2 separate regions of the Mus musculus genome follow, and region 1 is linked to region 2. Evidence: chromatin contacts called from ENCODE Hi-C or POLR2A ChIA-PET data. All regions are on one chromosome and are shown on one strand. The core of a region is the stretch at or near the end of the contact, and the rest is flanking DNA. Distances in the headings are between cores, read along the strand shown.

Region 1 (5,601 bases), core at 2,388-4,887, 65 kb after region 2:
CGAAGACCACCTGTACATTTATACAACATCCCGGTCATGGTTCCAGCTGCTACTGTGTTGAGGTCATCTTCTGCACCCCGTGTTTTCTCAATGATAACACCAAAAGCACTATAGAGCAAAGCCAGGGAGCCTAGAGTATTAGCCCAAAGTGCTCCTTGCCTAGTCACCATATTCAAAATCTGTACATTTCTTGGTTTGGACCAGGCCATGCTCTGGGTTTCCTTCAATCCTAAACGAAGACCGTTCATTGCCCCGAATGCGGCCCCTGTCATGCAACATCCTCCAATGGTAAAGAAAGCTAGTTCAAATCTGCCTCGGGTTTTATTAGCTCCAGTTGGCAAAATAAATTCATCAGTATCCTGAACGAGATAGCGTGGATCCACATTTAAATAAGGAGACAGGGGGTTCATACCAGTCAGCGGGACGCCGGCCAAATCAGCGTTCGAGTAACCCGCTCCTCCGGCTCCGAAGAAGCCAGCTAACCCGCTGGTGGATTTGTTGCTACTTCCTCCGCCACCTTCCATGAGGTCGCAGCAAACGGCGGTGGGCTCGCCACCACCTCCTCAGGCCGGGGACGTATGCTCGGCCCAGTCTAGATAATTTTGACTTTCGTTATGTGATGAGAAAGTAATGGATGTTTTGGGTAGGGGACTATGACCTGACTTACATCTTAAAAGTCACTCAGCTGCCTGACGTTTGCTCGTATGAGGGCACTAATGGAGATAGACAAACTAGCTGGAGTAGTTACTCTCCAAATGGCTGGACAAATTATGTGAGTGAAGCACTGATTTCAGCTTAGAGTTTGAGGGGACATCATTCATCATGATGGGGAGAGCGCGGCAGCTGGAGGCTTGCTGGACACATTGTGTTCAGAAACAGTAATAAATGCTGGTACTCGATTTACTTTCTGTATATTCAGCCAAGCCCCTCAGCTTATGGAATGATGTCACCCACAATTAGGTGGGTCTTCCCACCTCAATTAGCCTAATCTAGGTAATCCCTCACAGGCATGCCTAGAGGCTTGCCTGCTAACTAATTATAGATCTTGTCGAGTTAACAGTATTAATTACCACATGTCTACTTCAGCAAGTAGTCAACAAGAGACAGCTTGGGATAGAATGTATCTGGCAATGGAGCTCAGTTTATAGAGTGCTTGCCTAGTATCCACGAAGGCCTCAGTTTGATTCCCAACAACGAATAAAATCAGACATAGTGGCACATGCCCGACCCTCGGGAGATGGAGGCAGCAGTTTCAGAAGTGAATTTGAAGCTATTCTGAGCTACTCTCGTTCCTGTCTCAAAACACCTGGGAGGAGGGGAATGGTATTGGTATGGGGTAGAGTTGAGGAGTCTGTACTTAGTACCTTAACCTTCTGGTTAAAAGAAAGAGAGGCCGAAGACGTAGTTTGGTTGTTAGGGTACTTGTTCAACATGCCCAAAAGCCCCGTGGCTCCACCTCCAGCACTGCATAAACCAGCAATGGCGATGCTTCCCTGTAATCCCGGCTCTGGAGGTAGAGGCGGGATACAGCCTGGGATGCAGGAGACCCACCTAAAACATCTTCAACAACCTTGGTGTTCTGAGTCACACCAAAGGAAACAGCGCAGGATGAAACTTGGCCTTGCAGGCATCAGGAAGAGTCAGCCTCTGTGGACTGAGTACTGAACATCTGCCCAAAAGTATGTTTACTGATTGTTACACAAGTTGTTCTTTTTTTTTTCCGGGGCAGGGGGGAATAAATTCCTTTATACTAAAGACCCTAAAAAGCTCTATGTTTCCTGAAGAAAACCACCCTACAACTCTAGTCCTTACTGTGTACTGTTTGCAATCCTCGATAATGCAAGGTATTGCAGGTGTGCCAGGACCATCTTGTGACCCAGAAGTCACTGAAAGACTGTAAAGCTCCTTCAGAAGAACAACCCCATAGATGAGAGAAAGCACCTCGGTTTTCTATAAGGATCTTTTTCAAGGTCAAATTACTTCCAAAAAAGCCGGGAAGTGGTGGCGCACGCCTTTAGTCTTGGCACTTGGGAAGCAGAGGCAGGCAGATTTTTGAGTTCAAGGCCAGTCTGGTCTACAAAGTGAGTTCCAGGACAGCCAGGGCAAGGAAACCCTGTCTGGAAAAACAAACAAAACAAAACAAAAACATTACTTCCAGGAAAAAAAACTCTTCATTCTGATGTCTACCCTAAACAGTGAAAAACAATTATTTTATTCTACTGCCTACCCTGGATATAATGATCCTACTAGATTTTTCTGCTACAAATAAGAATGCTCCAGCCTGCTAGCTAGGAGTAATCTGGAATCCTAGAATCCTGGTTAGGTTTCCTTTAGGTGTCAGCAGAAAGTAGTGTACAGAGGTTACCTAAAACCAGCAACCTGCAGAGTTATGTGGCGTATCCATGTTTTAGCTGTATTTTCACAACAGCTAAATTATGAATAAACCTAGATATTTATCAACAGATGAATGAATTAAAGAAAATATAGAATATATACACAATAGGATCCATCAACTATGAAGAATGAAATAGTATTTGCAGATTATAAACAACATAAGTTAGACTCAGAAAGACAAATATGGCATGTCCTCTCCCATATGCAGAATCTGGATTTAAGTTCATGTATACATATGTCTATTAATTACACACACGTATTCATATTTAACAACAAAGTAGACAGGAGACTGAGAGGCAAGGAAGAGATATAAAGAGAGTTGAAGGAAAGCTAAGAAAAGAGAATGGAGTATACACTAGTCACAAAACTTAGTGGTAGTTATTGGAGGAAGGTAACCAAGAAGGGGAAAATGAGTGGGAAGGGGGCCATGAAGAAACAGGCATGACACATACATATGAAAATGCCACATGGAAACCTATTGCGTGTGTGTGTGTGTGTGTGTGTGTGTGTTGGGGATCGGGGAAGGACTTATTCTAGCCCCGAACTTACTATCCGTTGTTCTAGGTTGACCTCCAACTTGTGTATATCCTGTCTCAGCCTCCTGAGTGCTAGTTTGTAACCTGTTAGTTTGTATGCTCATTTAAAAAATTAAACTCTGCAGCGTTGAGCGCCTTTAATCCTAATCCCAGCGCCTGAGAGGCAGAGGCAGGTGGGTGATCTCTGTGAGATCTACAGTTCCAGGACAGCCCGGGTAGAAAGATCCTGTTTCAAATGAATAAATAAATCCTGTTTCTAAGCCGTGTCACTCCCACCCCCAGGTGTGGGGATCAAACTTTTAAAACTTTTAGACCCTTAGGAAGCATTCCAACATCCCCAAACCTTAGTGACTCTTTTAAACAAATGGACAAATGGGTGCTGGCAGAAGGCCTCTTAAGAAGCCATTGAAGGAAATGCAGCTTTGAGCCTGAAAGGAGAAAGGGGTTTTTCTTTAAACAAGGAAACAAACAAACAAAAAAATATGGCAAGAATTAGAACCTCAGGCCTGGAGGACACCTAGAAGTTTGCCTGCCAGAGCCTTTGGAATGAGGTTCATTTTCCGGCACAACTCCAAGGAGCCCCTAGATCGCATGTGTTTTGAATACCAGGAGACAAGCCATCACTCTCAAAGTACGAAAACAACTTGACTCCTCCGCCCCGCGCACGCGCCCCTCGCGGCTTCGGTTGGCCCGAGGCTCCGCCCCTTGTGCGGCCACCGGGAGGGTTGGGAGCCCAGAGCTCGCGGGACCGCTCTCGCTCAGTCTCCTCCAGCACAGCGTCGCAAACCCCGCCGGAAAGCGTGACGGCGCAGGCGCAGGCGCGGAGACCCGAGACGGTGGTGGTGGCTGCCGCTGGCCAGTGTAAGATGGCGGCGGCGTTGGTGGCGGCAGTGGACGGGGCGGCTGGGCCTGGAACAGTCGGAGCATCCGCTGGCAGAAGGATGACCCTAGATGGGAAGCGGGCTGCCGGGCCTCGCCAGCTCCCGTGCTTGTAACTGCCCCAGCCGGACGCCCTCCCCTTGACCTACCGGGTCCGTGTTTCGTCCGGCTCGGCCTGTTCCCCCCTCTCCCTGACCGCTTCCCCGCAGGACAGGCCCGATCCCTTTCCTAAAACTCCCGGACTTTAAGTCTTACTCCCCTCCTCCGAGTCGGTGCTGGGAGGACTCGTCCTCTGCCCGGGTCGGTCCACGGGGTTGCCCCCTAGGGCCAACCCCATGACTCACAGGGGCTTCTCGTTCGTCCGGTGACCCATTCGTAAACTCTCATTTCTCCCTTTATAATTTGGGGACCCGGCTCTGTTGGCGTCTCCTAGTCACTTCAGGGCCACCGCGCAGTGTGCCCCCTTCCCCCATCCCAAGATCTCAGGCCCAGCACCTCGTACGGAAGGCCGAGGTCCAAGAAACTGGCAGTCTGTTCTTGAATGCTTTGTGATCTAGTTCTCTTAATGTACTTCCCCTCCCCGTGTCCCGAAATCTTTTAGGACACCTTAGAACGGTCCCGCTTGGTCCTTATTAGTTGGAAAGCATCTGGCGGCTTGAATTTCTGACTCATGATTGTTGGTGTAGTCTGTAAACAAACCCGCACTAGAGCGATCACATTCTCCCGCGGATTCTCCCCTCCCCCCCCCTGCTCCGGAGTTTGCTTGAGACGGGTGGTTTGGTTTAAGAGTTGAAAAGATACAGGTTTTCCTCATAAGTGACTCTTTAGCCTTGGTGGAGCTGGGAGATAACTTTGCCTGGCGTTTAAATCTTGTGTTAATCCTTTGTGTTTCCATTACGGGCATGGGTTTTGTTCAGTAGTCAGAATTGAGTTAGGTAAGTTGTTTTGGTTTTAAATAGTTGTGAGGAGACTTTAAAAAAAAAAACATTAAAGTGTGGTCATAAATATTTTGGCTACTTTCAGAAGAGACGCCTTTGCCATGTAAACTTTCACTTTTCTCAGTTCTTCAGCGAACCTCCAGACCAGTTTTCTCAGGATCTTGGGCCTGACTTCGGTCGGCGATAAAAGCAGGAAGGTGAGTGGCATTGAAGGCGTTTAATTCCTCAATTCAAGACCCTTTCCTCATGCGAAAGTGCAGACCGCTAAACTCAACAATTGTTACCCCTGTTTCCGCAAGTTTGGATATTGTTAGCAGCTTTGTTACAATTTTGGTTAAATTTCTTACAAATTTAATTGGCTGTATTTTGACCTGCTGCCCGACACTGTTGTTGTGTGTCTTCAAATGGCTTAAGCGTCGAGTGAGCAGTCTGCACCTCGTTTTCTATTCCCCCGTTATTTATTTGCATTGTGTTTTGTCTTCCCGTGGATCTTGTCTTAGACTGTTAAAACATAGAGAACTGGGTTGCCTGAATTCTGTTTAGCCTTTTGTCAAGTCAGATCTGTTCTCCCAAACCCAGAACTTATCATCCATGCCATCTGGAGAGTAATTAACCACTCCTGACTAAAAGCTAGGATCGAAGAGTGAGCCTCCATTTAGTTGGTATCTAAGTCCAGTTAGCCTCAGAGGCACAACTTTTCAAAAGGTAGTGGGATTTCTTTTCTTTCTTTCTTCCTTTCTCTCTCTCTCTCTCCCTTCCTTCCTTTTCTTTTCTTTTCTTTTCTTTTCTTTTCTTTTCTTTTCTTTTCTTTCTTTCTTAAAAGCAGTTCCTTTTGTAGCTAACTTGCAGATTAT
Region 2 (5,054 bases), core at 2,105-4,604:
TATTTCCTTAATATGTATAGTACCCGGAGGCTGAGTTCAGGGCCTTGCACATATTAGGTGAATGCTCGACCACAGAGCTACATTTCCAGCAATGTATACAGTGCTGAGGACGGTAGTGTCGTTGTCGTATTCTGTTCTGCAACACATTCACAAAGCACAAGGATAACTCCAAATACTTCATTCATTTCTTTTTCCTTGCAACTATCTGGCAGATGGGAGGAGCAATAGGGTCTCTAGCTCAGGCTGGCTTTAGCAACCTACCTCTGAGTGTTAGGATTATGACAGTGACACTGTATACAATTTATATGGTGCTGGGGACTGAAACCAGGACTGTGTATTTGCTAGGAATGCACGCTACCAATTAGCTACACCCCCCAGCCCTTATTTGGCCCTTGTGTGTATGTGTGTGAACATTCCTATATGCGAATGCCCGCCAGAAGACAATCTCAGGTACATATTCTTGACTTGTCTTCTACCTTATCTGAGACAGGATCTCTTTGTTTTTCTGTTGTATACAACAGACTAGCTGGCCTATAAGTAAACAGGGATTCTTCTGTCTCTGCCTCCCATCTCTCCACAGAAGCGCTAGAATTATAAGTCATGTTATGCCTATAGCTTTTTTTAAAATGTGAGTTAGAAAGATTCAAATTCAGATTGTCATGCGTGCCCAAGAGCTTTTACCTATTGGGTCATTCCCCCAGCCCTCAGTTGGTTTAAGAAAATAAAAATAAAAAAGAATTTAAAGAATATTTTTGTGTATGAGTGTTTTGCCTGCATGTATATAATGTGCACACTGGTGCCTATATCAGTGGAGATTAGAAACATCAGATCTGGAACTGGAGTGATAGATGGAGGAGAGCTACCATGTGAGTGCTGGGAACCAAAAATCAGCCCTTTCCAAGAGCAGCAAGTGCTCTCTCAATCGCAGTGTCCTCTCTCCAGCCCTACTTAGCATGCCTTTGCTTCAACTAGTTTATCGCTCTTGAAGAGGCCGATTTGGGGGTTTGGGATACTAGCTTGATGGTAGGGATTCAATCAATAGCATCACAAAATAACAACAGCAAACAGTGGCCCATGTTTGGCACAAAACTCAGCAAACAGCACATGCTTGTAGTCCCAGAACTCAGCAGAGGGCCAAAGCCAGCCTGGGTTACCTAGCAAGTCTGTGTCTCAAAGGGGGGGAAAGGATCATTTTGGTTCAAAAGAGATCACTCAGAGGACACAGTGATGACTTGACCCCATAGACTACGAGACTTCTTTTACCTTAGAGAACTCTATGGTAAGATAGCTGAGAATCCCACCAGGTTCAGATCTGTACTGGCTGGTTTTATGTGTCAACTTGACACAGGCTGGGGTTATCACAGAGAAAGGAGCTTCAGTTGGAGAAGTGCCTCCATGAGATCCAGCTGTGGGGTATTTTCTCAATTAGTGATCAAGGGGGAAAGGCCCCTTGTGGGTGGGACCATCTCTGCGCTGACAGTCTTGGGTTCTATAAGAGAGCAGGCTGAGCAAGCCAGGGGAAGCAATCCAGTAAGTAACAATCCTCCATTGCCTCTGCATCAGCTCCTGCTTCCTGACCTGCTTGAGTTCCAGTCCTGACTTCCTTTGGTGATGAACAGCAATGTGGAAAGTGTAAGCTGAATAAACCCTTTCCTCCCCAACTTGCTTCTTGGTCATGATGTTTTGTCCAGGAATAGAAACCCTGACAAAGACAAGATCCTAGTTTGATTTCTTACTAGCATGATCCTGCTGGGAAAGTTAATCCATTTTTCTCAAGTTTTAGTTTCATCATTTGTACAGTGTTAATAACAAGGATTGTTGCAGAGGCAAAAATAAAATGCACACTTTAAAAGAGCATTTACTAAGTTTCAGCTCTTATTAATTATCTTGCCTGGTTTGACAGATGATAATCACCTTCTATACATACACTGTAATTTGAATGCCAAGACTCCTAAGCAGGATATGAGTATTTCTGAGTATCCAGGATACAAACTGAATTATTAATGACCACAAATACAAATTCCAATTCCAACTTACACTGGCAGCCAATCTGATGAGTGGCGTTGAGCAGGCGGACACAAGGAGCTGTTTTATTTAAGGGAATGTAGATTTTCCTCTCCACTGAGTTTCCCCCACACAATCCTGATCAGAAGATAAACAGTATTAGGAAAAAGTGAAAGATAATTTGGTATTAGCCTCTATCATCATCAGCTCGATTCATGGTTTCAGTAAAGCATTCACGATCATACTGTCTAACACAAGATTAATGATCATTCTTTTCACTTCTTGGCCACATTATTGGAACATAAGTATTGTAAAGAGGACCTAGCTGTGTATTTTAGAAAGTTATTAGACTCCATGATGATCGATTAATTATAAAGCTAAAAGGTGATTGTCAAAAGTCTTTGACTTCAGATGTGCCGGCGTCAAGTTTCAGGGCTAAACAAGTCTGCTTCTTTTAGCTTGCCTGTACATTACTAATTAGTTATCAAAAGAGCTCTGGTCTAAGAATATAGATTGCCAAAACCAAACAAAGAAAAGCACTAACAACAAAAACCACCTAAGAATCTGAACAGACCTAGGAGAAGAAACGTTATGCCACACACCTGGTCAGTTAATGAAATATCAGACCATTTGCCCACACACCTAGAGTATGGGACAGCTACAGTTCCTCCCTTGAAGCTAATCAAAAGCAATGTGAATGTTGAGAAAGACGGAGTCATGGCTATACAAGGAAATGGCTGCATTTCAGGGCTTACCTAGAAAGATATATATATATATCTTTGCTTAACTCTTAGTTGAACACACTATAAATAATTACAGGTGTGTTACTGATTGTACTTCATAATTTAAAGATCACTAAATAGACATTAGATTGGAAAAAAAGAAAATATTCATATACATTAAACGTCTAAGATTCCTTGAATCATTACTTCCCTCTTAACAGTTTAAAGCAGCTAAGCTAACGTTAGCCTCACTTTAGTAAGCTAAGAAAACAAGGAACACAAATTTAGGCTAGAACCAACAGGAGGAAACGGGGGCTCTCATTTTTTCAACGTCGCACAAAGACCACGAAACGAGACTGTTTTGATCTCAAACATACTAAACCGGAGGAAGGGGGCTGAGCTTTTCACACCTGTCCCTTTTGATGGCTGATGGGGTGGCTGGGCTTTAAACAGAGAACGAGGCATGCGAGAAAGGTTGAAGAGAATCAGGCTGGAAACCCAGAAAAGGGCTGGAGAGAACTAAGGAAATGCAGGTCCAGGCAAAGGAGGAACTTATGTCATGGGAACGAAAGACAAGAAGGATTTCCAGGGCGGGGGACAGAGGGGCAATCGGAACCAGAAGGGCATTGCCTGCACTAGCGATGGGCCGTTCCGGACGGCTCCTCTTAAAGACCAGAGCTCCGGGGTGGGGTGACCTCACCTGCCAGTACCACGGAAAAAGACAGAAGAAGAAGACCCCGACTTCCTGGGTCAGGCCCAGAGCCGCCCCTAGTCGTAGCCATCTTGCCTCTCCGCTGGGCGGAAGCCTCAGGTCCCTTCCAGACTCGTAGCGGCCTCTCTAGGCTTCCGCTAGCATCGTCTCTGTGGCCCAGCGCTCCAGAGACCGGAAGTCCTTGTCCGAGGAGCTTCCGGGAGCCGCGACCCGGGAGTAGCTGACGTGGAAGCCTTGGGAGTGCCACCGGGAGCGGCGGGACCCGCTAACCTGACCTAGGAGCCCGAGGCCTGAAGGATGCTAACCAAATTCGAGACGAAGAGCGCGCGGGTCAAAGGTAGTGGAGAAGAAACGGGAACAGCGGAGGTTGGGTGTTGGGGGTAGTGGTGCTGTCACTAAGGCAGGACTCGCTGACCGCGTCGGGCCTCCTGGAAGAACCCGGAGGAATAACCGAGGGAGCGGCTTAGGGTTAGTGGAGTAGTCTGCAGTCCGTGCTGCTTCGTATGTCCTGGAACTTATCGTGTCGTGGCTCGTTAACCTTAGGCCGGCTCCCTACTCCTTCCAGCCACCTCTTCTGGGGGGGTGTGCCAGCCCTTTCTGTTCTTAAGGCCTTATGACTTGGATGCTTTCTGATAACCAGGTTGTATGGAGTGTTTCTGGGGTTTGAGTCTCAGCTTCTGTCACTGGCTACTCCAGTAGCCCGTCTGCTCCATTTCCATGTCCAGTGCTTCCGCTGGACTATTTATTTATTTATTTATTTTTGGCCTATTTGGAGTGAGAGAATGGAGGCCTACTGCCCCACCAGGTCCCGAGCCTGGGTAAGATTGTCCGGTGAAATACAGATGCTTTGTGTTAGATTTGAATACCAGGTAAACAGCTAAATTTTTGGTGATAAGTCTTGAAAGACAAAGGCCTGAGATCACACTCTTTGAAAATGTCGATATTAGAAAAATTAAGTCTATGGAAATCTGATAAAAAATATATCTGGACTATTTCATGATATGCATTATAGTGAAGTGGTTCAGAATTTGTTTATTGGAGTCAGTCAGACTTGCTTAGGAATTCTGAAACGTCTACTAACAAGCCGCCTTAAGGTGTCTCCTTACTATCTCTAAATCTCTATATTCTTATCTTTAAAAATAAGGATAGTTAACACTTTCTTATAAAGAGAATTAAAATGAGAAAGTACATTAACTGTGTTTATAATAGTGCCTGGCAAGACTTAGTAATTCAGAAACTGGAGGTTCTTTAATGGAGGCTATATTCTGGGCAGTTTCTAAGTGTCATGGGAAATTTGATTATAAAGGGTGCCAGTAAGAATTCTTAGTACCACCAGGGTTACATAGAGAGACCTTATCTCGAAATGGCAAAAAAAGAAGAAGAGAAAAGAATTATCATGTGTGGTGCCAGTCATGGTGGCTTTAATTGCAGCACTCAGGAGCCAGATGCAGGTGGATCTCTGTGAGTTGGAGGCTAGCCTGGTCAACGTATCGAGCGGCAGGCCAATCAAAGCTACACTGAGACACACTGAGATCCTATTCTAAAAAAAAAGGTTCTAGGGCTGAAGAGTTGGCCCAATTAAGATTTACTGTCTGTTCAGAGGACATGAGTTTGGT

Evidence for each region. A loop is a pair of places that touch in the nucleus more often than their neighbours do. ChIA-PET counts read pairs that join two places held with the same protein, here RNA polymerase II (POLR2A).
Region 1: POLR2A ChIA-PET joins it to region 2 with 31 read pairs in Patski. The contact joins the promoter of Dcaf8 here to the promoter of Copa in region 2. A Hi-C loop is called at or near these places in 1 of 37 maps with a recorded cell type or tissue (T-helper 2 cell). POLR2A ChIA-PET finds 5 or more read pairs at or near these places in 4 of 5 experiments (Patski and embryonic stem cell).

Annotation. Positions count from the first base shown.
Region 1 is chr1:172,144,378-172,149,978 of GRCm38, forward strand. It overlaps Dcaf8 (DDB1 and CUL4 associated factor 8), which reads left to right and starts at 3,638. Exons shown (of 14, transcript NM_001357204.1): 1 at 3,638-3,961; 2 at 4,872-4,944. It also overlaps the pseudogene Gm10171.
Region 2 is chr1:172,079,175-172,084,228 of GRCm38, forward strand. It overlaps Copa (coatomer protein complex subunit alpha), which reads left to right and starts at 3,355. Exons shown (of 33, transcript NM_009938.4): 1 at 3,355-3,775. The coding sequence starts at 3,736. Ncstn (nicastrin) reads right to left here and starts at 3,575. Exons shown (of 17, transcript NM_021607.3): 1 at 3,427-3,575; 2 at 2,038-2,142. The coding sequence starts at 3,508.